Linked DNA regions of Mus musculus: regions 1 and 2 are each linked to region 3. Evidence: chromatin loops called from intact Hi-C (ENCODE). Cell type or tissue: heart. All regions are shown on one strand. Region 1 has its middle 35 kb from the start of Commd8. Region 2 has its middle 7.5 kb from the start of Commd8. Region 3 has its middle 100 kb from the start of Commd8.

The links. Hi-C counts contacts between places; a loop is a spot of excess contacts. Peaks named below come from ENCODE experiments on the same cell type or tissue, not always from the same donor. Only the 100,000 strongest peaks of a DNase experiment are listed, where the experiment ranks them.
Region 1: it touches region 3 in a loop (3-fold over the local background); 2 of 42 quality-filtered maps call a loop at or near these places.
Region 2: a loop joins it to region 3, with 7 times the contacts of the local background. A loop is called at or near these places in 39 of 42 quality-filtered maps.

What each region holds. Positions count from the first base shown.
Region 1 is chr5:72,201,473-72,205,472 of GRCm38, forward strand. It overlaps the pseudogene Atp10d. Among named protein-coding and RNA genes, the nearest start is that of Commd8, 35 kb to the left of the region's middle. In heart, a CTCF peak has its summit at 1,611; DNase peaks (open chromatin) are centred at 409, 699 and 1,809; H3K4me3 peaks cover 2,029 bases; H3K27ac peaks cover 1,206 bases.
Region 2 is chr5:72,173,681-72,177,680 of GRCm38, forward strand. No RefSeq gene overlaps it. Among named protein-coding and RNA genes, the nearest start is that of Commd8, 7.5 kb to the left of the region's middle. In heart, no CTCF peak of the experiment used is centred here; no DNase peak of the experiment used is centred here; H3K4me3 peaks cover 266 bases; H3K27ac peaks cover 349 bases.
Region 3 is chr5:72,267,806-72,271,805 of GRCm38, forward strand. It overlaps the pseudogene Atp10d. Among named protein-coding and RNA genes, the nearest start is that of Commd8, 100 kb to the left of the region's middle. In heart, CTCF peaks have their summits at 2,038 (motif pointing left) and 2,237; no DNase peak of the experiment used is centred here.

The DNA.
Region 1 (4,000 bases), 66 kb before region 3:
GCTCTGACTTCGATTTTGCAGCATATTTTTCCATTTATGCTGAAATGTGCAACCACTATACAGAATATCTAAGGGTACGTTGTACTGGTTTCCCATTGTTCAGCAACTGCATCTTTGGATTTGCGAATGTCATGTGGATTTTCCTCTAAGGGGTTAATTCAAATCATTGGGGGGGGGGGGTGATTCTCAATCTTTGATGTAAATTAGAAAGCCAGTAGAGCTTTAACAAAAAGTCAGATTGAAAGCAAAGCAAGGGGATCCCCGCCCCCAGCTCCCCAGGGATTCTGCTCCAATCAGTTTGGGTGGGGCCTTGGCATCCAACTCTCTCATCAACTCTGCTGTGTAGCTCGTCAGAACCACTGATTTAAATAATCCAAACAGTCTGCAAATGCCAGCGGTATGCCTGAGCTGTCCTGGTATGCACCTTCCCCAAAAGGCTTCTCTGCCCAGGCTACATCCCTGCCAAGGGGCAGGGAGGACAGGGAGGGCGCGCGGGTTGGGAGGCGAGAGGGGTGGGGGTGGGGGGAGACGAATCTGAAGTTTTAAATGTTACCAGAGGATTAACTAACGAGAATTAAAAGAAAAACAAAAACAGCCATCATGTCAGAGATAGCGATATACCCGCAAAAGTGTAACTAGTTGACTAAGCCCAGGAGATGTGCCCTTGCCTGCAGAAGGAGGCGTCACAGGAAGCCACACCCAGACCTTCTCCTTCCTGGCCTAACAAAGCCACCCACCTCCTGGATGGGTGTAAAAAAACTCGTTTGGCATCTCTTGGGTTGGGATGGCTGTCAAGCCTCCCGGCCAGCTCCCTTGGTCTGTCCTGGCGAACACATCACTAAGAGGCACTTGCATGATCATCTAGTTTCTCACTCTTGATGCGCATTCTCAAAGCACTGAAGCCAGGGGCACAAAACAGCAGAACTGCAGGGTTATATCCGCGCCTTGTGTTTGTTTCAGTTGAATAACCGATAACTGAGTTTTTTGGGTTTTGTTTTGAGTTATTTTAAATGTTCTGTTTCTTTAAATGACTTTTCTTTCACCTTTTATTTATTCACTTATTTTTATTATTGATTGATTTTTCGAGACAGGGTTTCTCTGTGTAGCTTGGCTTCTTTTTAATTCTAGAGGATTCCATATAATGTGTTTTGACTCTCCCCGACTCGTCCCCCACTTCACCTCTTTCTCTCTCCCTTCCTTACCCAACTTTAGCTTTTCTTTTCGCATCAAGTGTGGCCTTCTACTCTTCTTGGACTGGGGCCTACCCTTGAGTATGGTTAATGTACTCTCTTGCCTTCTTGAAGTAGTTGGGCAAATGATTTGAGAGACCAGACAGATTGGTTAATTTTTATTTTAGAACTACAATTGAAGATAAAGAAAAGCATAGATAAGCGAAAAAGAAGAAAGTATAAGCTTAAAGCAAGCAGACCCTGGCAGATCTGTGGATAAGGTTACATTATCCCGACTAAAGGAGTCGAAAGAAAAGAGAAAGAAGCCCAGATCAGAACTGTGATCCTTTTTATAAAAGAGTTGCTAGTTACAACAACTTGAACATTACATTTTTAGAATGAATGTCTTCCCTAAACGTAACCACTAGGTGTTTTAAGCTTAGCTAAGCCAGTGCATTGTTTCACAAAATCCCGGGAAAGTAAATCTATGCTAGATGGCCTGCAAACTGCTGTGACCTTCAGGGAGGGAACAGCCAGACCCTGGGTCACTGGCATGTCTGGTCAGGGCGGGGCTTCTGGCGGGGTCCAACAGCTGGAGCTCGTGCCCAATTGCTGCCAGGCCCCGCCCCTTACGTCAAGGGGGTGGAGCAGCGGGAGATTGGCATTCCGCGGAAGCTCTGTCTGCCTGGAGCCCGGGAGGTCTGAGGAGGGCGGAGAGTCGCCTGCTCCGCTCGGTTTAGGCACCCGCGCTCCGCACGCGGAGCTGGGGAGCTGGGAAGTAGGTATTGTTCTGCTTCTCAATGACAAATGGCTGGCTTGGAAGCGTAACTCTCCCCGCCCTTTGGATCTCTGCTCCGTTCTCTTTTGGCACTTTGGGATCCGAGGTAACACCATGCTGGGATGAGCGGCCCGGGAGGGACAGGTAAGAGAGACGCGGTTGGCCGCCCCCGCCCTGCCTCTGCTCATTTCTCTGTCCAGCTGTGCTTCGGGCTGATGACTTCTTTTCTGTCACTTCTGGTGCGGGACATTGAAAATGGAGAAGAAGCTCTCACACCATTTTCAGTAATTTGATTTCTACAGGACATTACCCTTTTTAGAAAGCTGGGTTTTGTAAAAGAATTGTGCACACACTTGTGCCTTCGCACAGGCACGCACACGTTTGTCATTCCGTTTCGAAATCCAGTAGTTGAAAGCAGCTTTGACTGTCTGCACCGCTCTCCCTGGTAATGAAAAGCTTTGGTAATTTCTTCCAGCGAATAAACCACAGGGTTTGTCCCTAGGGAGGAAAAAGGTAATTTTGTGTTTGTGTTGGAACTTGTGAAACTGTTTGGAAAGGGATGCTAAAAATAATTGAATAAATAAAAAGACGTCCGCATTCTTTCCTGTATACTCCAACTTTGAAGAACTTCGTTGTTATTTGGGGCACACTTCATTTTACATTGTAAAACTTGTTTTATTTCACCATGTCAGTAGTGAAAGATGAGGGCTAGTCAGTGAATTCCTTCAATCTGGAAAATCAGAAGGCCAGTTTGGGACTACATGCCTTTAGAAGGAATATATTCAAAGCACTCTTATTCGGGTGTTTCAGATAAGACTACTAAAATTCCTTATGACCTCCTTTCAAGACAACTGTTGCAGCTGTCCACGTGGGAGAAGATAATTCTATGGACTCAGAGCAAACCTTTAGTTCCAATCAACCTTGAAAGATGGTCCAAGGTGGGCAAGGGCTCCCTGCCAGTGTTACTGTATCCACATTTAAATTGCACTAGGCCTGCTTTTGTGAAAACATACATTTAACAAACAAACAAACAAATCCAACAACAACAACAACAAAACCCTCTTGCTTTCTTTAGAGCAAAAGTGAGGCACATGAACTTCCAAACACAATAGTTAGTTGTGCATAAACTCCAACCCCAAAGATAAGTGAGTCTTACAGCTCTTTATTCTCCTTCAGGCGTACCATATAGACCTCCATCCTATTGACTGTGGGTATCAAGATGAGGTCACACTGTTGAAAGGGTAAACAGAGAAAAGAAAAGAAATTAACACCCCCTAGTTTATGTAACTGTGGGGTGGGGGAAATGGCAAGTACAGCAATCTGAAACAGGATGTGGGGAATTTTTGACCTTCCTGTAACAAAAACTGAATATTCTCATGCGTGGTGGCTACATAACTGATAAGGATGTTATTTATTTTCATTAAGTGGTGGAAAAATGCTTAGAATTTGACTAAAATCTGTTATGAGATTGATAATTCATCTATTGGATGGCCATACCTTTAGAATCAATTTTTAAAGAATGTTTTTAAAAGTTCACATATTAAAGCCTTCATCCCATGTTTGACTTAAGTATCTGATTAAAGTGGAAATCTCCACCCCCGCCCAGCCCCCATGACTCATATTTATTTATTTATTTATTTATTTTTAGTACCCCAGCAGCATCATTGGGGGACCCCAGAAATGTATCAGCGAGGATACCCGTAACAGGTCATCAGTGCTTAAACAAGGGCAGTTTATTACCTGGGGAATGATGTGCTGGGGGCGATCACCACACATTGTTAATAGATATGGCCTGGAGTAGCTCTGCCGGGTCCTTACACACTCACCCCCCCAGCTTCACTCAGAAACAATGATATTCAACATGTGCTATGTATAATAAGAGAGCTTGTGGGAACTCTGCAAGAAAGGGCTGAGATGATACAACCTGTGTGTTCTACATTCTCAGACGAGTTATTTTTATTAAGAGAGCAATTGTAGTTTTCTTCTAACAACTAAACTATACTTACTAATCTAGAAAGTACATATCAGTGCCACACAATAGATCTGTGACGTC
Region 2 (4,000 bases), 94 kb before region 3:
ACATGAGAGATTATGTTATATTGACATTGGCTCTAGCATATCAGAGAAGTTATTTATGGACTATTGTTGAAGATAAGGAAGACACTTGGTTTTATCCTCTCTCTATAAACCTAGACAGAGTTAGTCTCCTCTAAAAACCGTTTCCCAGAAATCTATGTATCATTCTATCCCAGTGAATGAGCCTGGTAAATTTAAAATCTCTGTCTTAGTTTTGGGAATTGATATTCAATTAAAGAATGTTAACACTTCCTATTGCCCTAGTTTTTTGTTTTAAAATATTCTTGTACCTTGAGGCCTGCGATCTTGCCTAAAGAGATCTTTGAATAGATACTTTGATTTTTAAAAAGCCTCTGGAGATAGTAATACACATCGGTTATATTTTATATCAGCATAGCACTAAAGAAATCAATTCTAAATGCTCCATAATCGTGCTGTTAAAAACATGTGAGTGATCTGCGATCCTAGCCTTAAGAGGTAACACACCTCATCTCCTAAGGGGTCGTCCTTCTTGGAGATGGCGTGTCAAGGGCTCAGTCAGTCTTTCTGCAATAGTTCTGTGAATATGAGACTACCTTACTCTGTTGTCGCCTCCTTGTGACCACTGCTCCCAGAGCCTCCACATCTGTGAGCTGTTAGGATTCCAGCCAGAGATCCTTAATCAAGGAAGCACTGAAGTCAACCAGGGGCTTTTTGAGTGATTGATTTTTTTTTCCATTCAATCTGCTACACTTCGGGCTTTTTAAGATGCATTATAATTTACATGCCATGCAACCAATCATTTCTAAAATCGTTTGGTGAGGCTGAGTAAACGTATATAATAATGTAATAAAAAAAATTCAACCAGACACTAGGCAGATGCCAACAAGAGCCTGCTTACAGGAGCCTGATATGGCTGTCTCCTGCAAGGCTCTGCCAGTGCCTGGCAAATACAGAAGTGGATGCTCACAGTCATCCATTGGACGGAGCACAAGGTCTCCAATGAAGGAGCCAGAGAAATACCCAGGGAGCTGAAGGGGTTTGAAGCCCCATAGAAGGAACATCAATATGAACTAACCAGTACCCTCAGAGATCCTTGGAACTATACCACCAATCAAAGAAAACACATGGTGGAACTTGTGGCTCTAGTTATATATGTAGCAGAGGATGGCCTAGTCGGTCATCAACGGGAGGAGAGGCCCTTGGTCCTATGAAGGCTCTATGCCCCAGTATAGGAGAATGCCAGACCAGGAATGGGAGTGGGTGGGTTGGGGGAGGGGGAATAGGGGATTTTCAGAGGGGAAACTAGGAAAGGGGATAACATTTGAAATGTAAATTAAAAAGAATCTAGTAAAAAAAGAGAAAAAAATTGAGTTAAATGATGTTGCTGTGTCCTTATGTATGTTGAAGGGCTTTCAGAATAAATTGGATATAGCCGTGCACAGCTGGACTCCTAGAACTTTGGAAGTGGAGTTGGAAGACTCCGTTTTATCTACTGGAAACCTGGTTTCAAAATTAGGAACAATGACCAGATCCCGTTCTCCAGACCAGCCATATTAAACACTGTGTTGTTACTGCGAAACACTGTGTTATTTCCATGTAGATCATTGGTGTTGGTATGCATTGATTTGGACACAACTTTCCAGGAAAGAAAGAAAGAGAGAGAGAGAGAGAGGGGGAGGGAGGGAGGGAGGGAGGGAGGGAGGGAATAAGGGAGGGAGGGAGGGAGAGAGGGAGAGGGAGAGGGAGAGGGAGAGGGAGAGGGAGAGGGAGAGAGAGAGAGAGAGAGAGAGAGAGAGAGAGAAACTGTGGACAGCAAATGTGAATTCTTACCAAAAAATCTGATCAACTCAGACCAGTGAGATCTCAGCTGTGGCTGCCGCCGCCGCCGCCGCAGCAGCAGCAGCAGCAGCAGCAGCAGACCTTGAAGACATTAACACAATGGTGGTTTTCTGATCCCTGGGATTTGCTCCCTATTGTTTACCTAGAATCTTCTCTCCATGGTCTGACATCATTCTCTGTGCACACACATCAGCCTAATGGAGTCAGACAATCCCTGGAGAGTTTTAATCCCTGTCTCATCTGGGTGTCTGTCACCTTTGACTTTCTAGTGTTGTCTGTATTTTACTTGTACTGTGACATGTATATTCTGCTTGCCCTTGTTTTGAGATATCCTTGCAAAGCGGAGACTGTGCCACATTCATTTTAGTAATAAGATGGTGTCTGGCAGGAAGTGGTCTCCCAGTAAGTGCTTGCTGAGTCCGGAAATAGAAGAATTGATTTAATTAAAAAAGAAAGAAAGAAACTCTGAGGAATTTAAGCAGTGATTCACAAGCTGCACTGGGAATTAGAATCAACCAAGGATTTGCAAAATCCTTATGATTATTTCTTCTCTAGACCAATGAAATCGGTTCCTGTGGATGAACCCAGCCCAGCAGCAGTTTGTTTGTTTGTTTGTTTCCATTCTCCAGCTGATTTTTAGTGAGTGGTTGTAATTAAGAACACGGCCTTAAAAGATGCCTTGGTTATCTCATTGATATTCCTCCAGGATTCACGAAATATTTATTTAAGTTGAATTCACTTGAATAAAAAGCTCAGGAATCCAAGTGAATTCACAGCTCATTTAAAAATACACTGAAGCACTGGCCAACTTAAAAATGAGTTATAGTAGCCAGGAAGAGGGCCAGGGTCAGTGGGTAAAGGTGACGGCCGACTGGCAATCTGGAGTTTAATCCTCAGAACCAATACTGTGGAAGAAGAGAACTGACACCTGCAAGTTGTCCTCTGATCTCCACATTCCTGCTAGGTGCACTTGCGCGCGCGCGCGCACACACACACACTATAAATTACTGACCAAGTAAACTTCTTTCTGATATCTCATTTAATGAATCATGATGAAATAAAAACATAAATGTGGGCAAAATAGTTGAAAGTAGCAAAAAAAAAAATTTTCACTAGATAAGACTAAATAAAGGACAACAGCCTGTTCAAGACCACGCGACCGACCGCAAAAGGGGCAAGAATTCTGAAAAAAAAAAAAAAAATCCAGGTCCACCGAAAGGAAAGCCAAGAGAGTTCTGAGTTGGAGTTAGGAGAACAGAGGCCGTTCATGTTTACCAATTGACTTTACCCCCAAAGAAACGTAGGCTTTCACCTGCCTCCGTGACAAAGACAGGGCCCACAGGGCTGCCACCTCCTTTCGTGATTAAATTTCAGAGATGGCTGGGAGACATTTCTAAGCTGTAAAACTGATGAGAGACCTTTTAAAAGGTTTGCATCTCTGAAAGGCTTGGAAAATAAAGTTGCACGTTTGGTGAAGACAAGCTACCAAAATGAAGGTCCGGGGGCCTAAAGGCAAAGAGGAAGTCAAGTCGGAGAAAATGACGGAAACTTGATCAAAGGTCAAGTGAACGGGTGATTATGGAGGTGAGTGGCTCGGCAGCCCCGAAAGGAGTCCAGTGAGTCGCCACGATGATGAGCTTTCAGTCGCCCGGTTAGGGCTTCCAGTTAACCGGAAAAGGAAGCTGGTAGAAGACTTGAGCCACTTCCAGAGATTAGGAAAAAAAAAAAAAAAAAAAGTACCAATTTTCCCTGCCTGTCCTGGCATATAGGAGGACATGAGAGGGGACTTCCTTTTCTCCACTCCTAAAAACGGACGCCCTGGGGCCATGTCTCCACTACCCCTGGGGACATCCACCGTTTACAGTGGCCATGCTCTCTGGCCTAAGGAGTCCTTCTAGGTGCGTAGTATATGGCTGAGAGCCATTCTAAAGTAAGCTCCGCTTCTCTCATCACATATTATACCGAACTCTTATCTCACTGCGGGAAGAACAGCCTATACTTGTTTTGACAAAAAGAATTAACCTACAACTTTTTTTTGGAATTTGGGGAGACTTCTGTCAGTTTCATCCTGGAATTACTGAGGCATTTCTTGCTTTTTTTTTTTTTTTTTGACCCTATATATTTTTGGTTTAATCCATCAACACTGATTTTTACGGTGAAGTTTTCAAGTTTAGTTTTTGGT
Region 3 (4,000 bases):
CAGCTAGCCACATCGATCTATTAAGCATATTTGGTTCTCCCTATTTTGTCCATTCTGATCTCTTCCCACGTTCAAGTGCATTCAGACCCGAGTTCCACTTCAGTGAGCTAGAGTTCCTTTGTGGTGGGAACAGAGTTGGCATTCTTAGAAAAATGCAAAAGCTAAACACCCCACTCCTAACACAAAGTCAGACCCTGTCACACCCTGCCTGGTCCAAGAGAAGGATTTTGCAACTGTCCTGCAAAGAATTGGGTAAAGTCTTGAATACGTGTTGTCGTCTTAAATCTTTATAACAAACACGCATCTTATTTAGAAGAGACAGATCATGGAGTCATGCCATGTCTTGTTCACACTCAAAGGCTTAGACATCCACTGACAAACAAGAAACTCAAGTGTCCCGAAGTATAGGCTCCACGTCCTTTATTCTGCACCGGCATGTGATCTTCTCTTTCCTGACTCCAACCTAAACTGCACAAACACAACCAACACCTCTTGCGGTCAGCTTGACCCTTACCTTGGAATCACTCAAAGAACTCAAAACTGTCCTGATGGCAGAACCATGTCCCCAGGAATCGCAGGACTGTTGGTCTAGTGCGTGACCTTGACATTGGAGTTCTTCCTGAAAGCCTCCTGAGGAATTTGGAGGAGCTGTCAAGTTCAGAAGAAGTGCCTTGGCATACGGAGATGTGGATTCTGACTGAAGCATCACTAACTACACCAAGAGCACAGCCTCTGAGTTCCGTTCCTTTCTTTACGGGGAGAACAGTCTCATTTACTATCTGTCAAGTACAATAGCCATGCTCCCTTTTAAATACTAATCATTTCCTTATGACGGTGTAAACAGCTTACACGCATGCCTCTTCACCTGCATTTCCATAGGAAAGGAGGCTCTCCGGGCTTAGTGCCTAAATTCATTTGGCAGCAAAGTCAAACCTGATTTGAGGTAACGCTATTTTTAGTATTAATACCCGAATTAGCATGACAATCTGCAAGTTTTTCTATGGAAGTATAAATATGCGTGACTAACGGGTATTACAAAATGGAAAATGTATTGCCGCATTACCGGTGGGGAAACTTGATTCCAAAGAACATCTGGCTGCATCCAGACTAGGATATTATGGACTGACAGTATGAAAGAGCATCCCTAAAGGACACTGTATCTTATGGCCAAATGTTCTTTTAAGAGCCTGCCCTTAACCCTGGGAGTTTCATAGAACAGTAAAATTCAGTACAAGGCTGTGGACCTGAATAAGTGAACCAGCCTTTGAATTTGTTGATAAGAATAGAAGCCAAAAAGAGAATGTGTGTTTGATGAACTCCGTGGTTCTTTATACTGTATGTCTGGTCTGCAGTTTCTATAGGTCAGGACTGAATGGCCCATGGCGAGGATTCATTTAATGACCAAGTGAGTTCTCGCTGGCTCCGGCTTCTGGCAAACCTTGTTTTTCATTTCGATTGCTTTCCAGGTGCTACTGGCATTGAGGATCGTCTGCAGGAGGGGGTCCCTGAGTCTATAGAAGCCCTTCACCAAGCTGGCATCAAGATCTGGATGCTGACAGGGGACAAGCAGGAGACAGCTGTCAACATAGCTTATGCATGCAAACTCCTGGAGCCAGATGACAAGCTCTTCATCCTCAATACACAGAGTCAGGTATGCGTGGTGAGCCAGATGTTCTTCTTAAACTCCAAGCCCATAGGGCCTGAGGAGACGGATGGAGGGAAGGAAAAAGAACAGCCGATCGTCTGTAGTTTCTTGATGTTGTGCTGCTGAGTGACCTGGCTCGTATCTCGGAGGATGCCATAGAGTTTCTAAAGGCCTGATTCAGAGGCATCATGGATGAATACAAGCATTAAAATAAACTTCCTTTTTTAATTTTTCACCCCCTGACTGTATGACTAGGGATTTGTCAAAACAGACAAAAATGAGTATACATGTGAAACCTTGAGACTAGAGCCTACTTCCCTTTTAAGTTGAAGGAAGGAGTAATTTTTTTTTAATGATAAATTTTAAAATTAGGCTCTCAGCACAATCCTGCCCTCTAGTGGTACATTTAGATAGTGCTCCTAAGAGCGTCCAACATTTGTAGAAATAAAGGGGATGGAGTTGTTAAAGCAAGGGAATGACTTGAAATGATTTTGAACCACCTCTCCCCCCCACCCCCTCTCGCGCGCGCACACACACACACACACACCCGTTAAGCATCAGGGTGGATGGACATTTGAATAAGTTACGTGTCACGTGAAATATTTACCACTCCTGACCAAGTAAGTGTCCTTGGAGAGTTACTTGCCCCGTGCGGCCTCTTCCTTGCCTGTCATAGATGGTAACACCCTTGCCCAGAGGTGGTTATGAGCAAAGATGAGGAAATGTCTTCTGTCGGCATTTGTTTAGTGAAGGGCTTCTGCAGAGTTGGGGACTTCCTCTTGCAGATGGTCGCCAACACCAGCAGCACCTAAAAAAATGCTAAATGCCTCAATTTCTATTGAGATTTGGTGAGCATAAAACAAACAAAAGCAACAACAACAACAACAGAAAAGTAATTAGTGTTGTTGAAAGGCTGCCGCTAACCCTGGGACCTGGGTTCGATTCCTGGAACCAACTTGACCACAAATACATGTTATTAAACATTCAAACCATGTGGAAGCCCTTTTAAAAAAGATAAAATAGTAAAATCTTCCTCTCAAAGAAAGCCTATTGACGGGTCAGGCATCCTTCCAGATGGCTCCAAGTCTGCATACATCGGAAACCAAGCACAATGTTGCATGCTTCATGGCCCTGGGGCTCCATGCATTTGTCAGGGGAAGTGCATCCTGTGTCTGTGAGAACAGACATGGTGATCTCTGTCATCATGAGAAGTGGGGCAGAGCATCGCTCAGGTCAGATGTGTCAATCACTCTGTGCTACTAAAGGGAGCTTGGCTTCAAAGGGGACACTTGGTAGGACCTGGAGGTATTTTAGTTGGCACATTTGGGGTAGAATGGATGCTATTAGTTTATGGTTATCAAAGGCCAATGGTAACTGCCAAGTGTCTTGTACTTCCCAGAACAGCACCACACACAATGATTTTTTTTTATAGTTCAAGTATCAATGCTGCCAAGACTGAGGCAGAGTGTTTCATATCTAGGAAATAATGACTATAGCTATAAGTTGGTCAGTCAGCTAGTGCTCACACTGGCATGCCATTAAGCTTCTGATATTCTGTACCAGTTTCCCTTTTAAAAAATTTAAACAAATCTGTGTGTATATATGTGGATGTGGATGTGTGTGAATGTGTATGTGTGTAAGTATGTGTGTATATGTGTGTATGTGTGTAAGTATGTGTGTAAGTATGTGTGTATGTGTATAAGTATGTGTATATGTGTGAATGTGTGTGCATGTGTGTATATGTGTGCATGTGTATATATGTGTATGTGTGTCTGTGTGTGTATGTGTGTATATTGTGTATGTGTGTATATGTATGTGTGTAAATGTGTGTGTATATGTGTAAGTATATGTAGATGTCTGTGTATGTGTGTATATGTGTAAGTATGTGTGTATGTGTGTGTATATGTGCATGTGTGTGTATATGTGTGTATGTGTGTAAGTATGTGTATATGTCAGTGTATGTGTGTGTATGTGTGTGTATGTGTGTATGTGTGTAAGTATGTGTGTATGTAAGTATGTATATATGTGTGAATGTGTGTGTATGTGTGTATATGTGTGAATGTGTATTGTGTAAGTATGTGTGTGCATGTGTGTATATGTGTAAATATGTGTGTATGTGTGTGTGTGTGTATGTGTGTGTATGTGTGTGTGTAAATGTGTGTGTATATGTGTAAGTACGTGTGTATATGTGTGTATATGTGTATGTGTGTGTGTATGTGTGTATGTGTGTAAGTATGTGTATATGTCTGTGTATGTGTGTGTATATGTGTAAGTATGTGTGTAAGTATGTGTGTATGTGTGTATATGTGTGTATATGTGTATGTGTGTATGTGTGTGTATATGTGTGTATGTGTG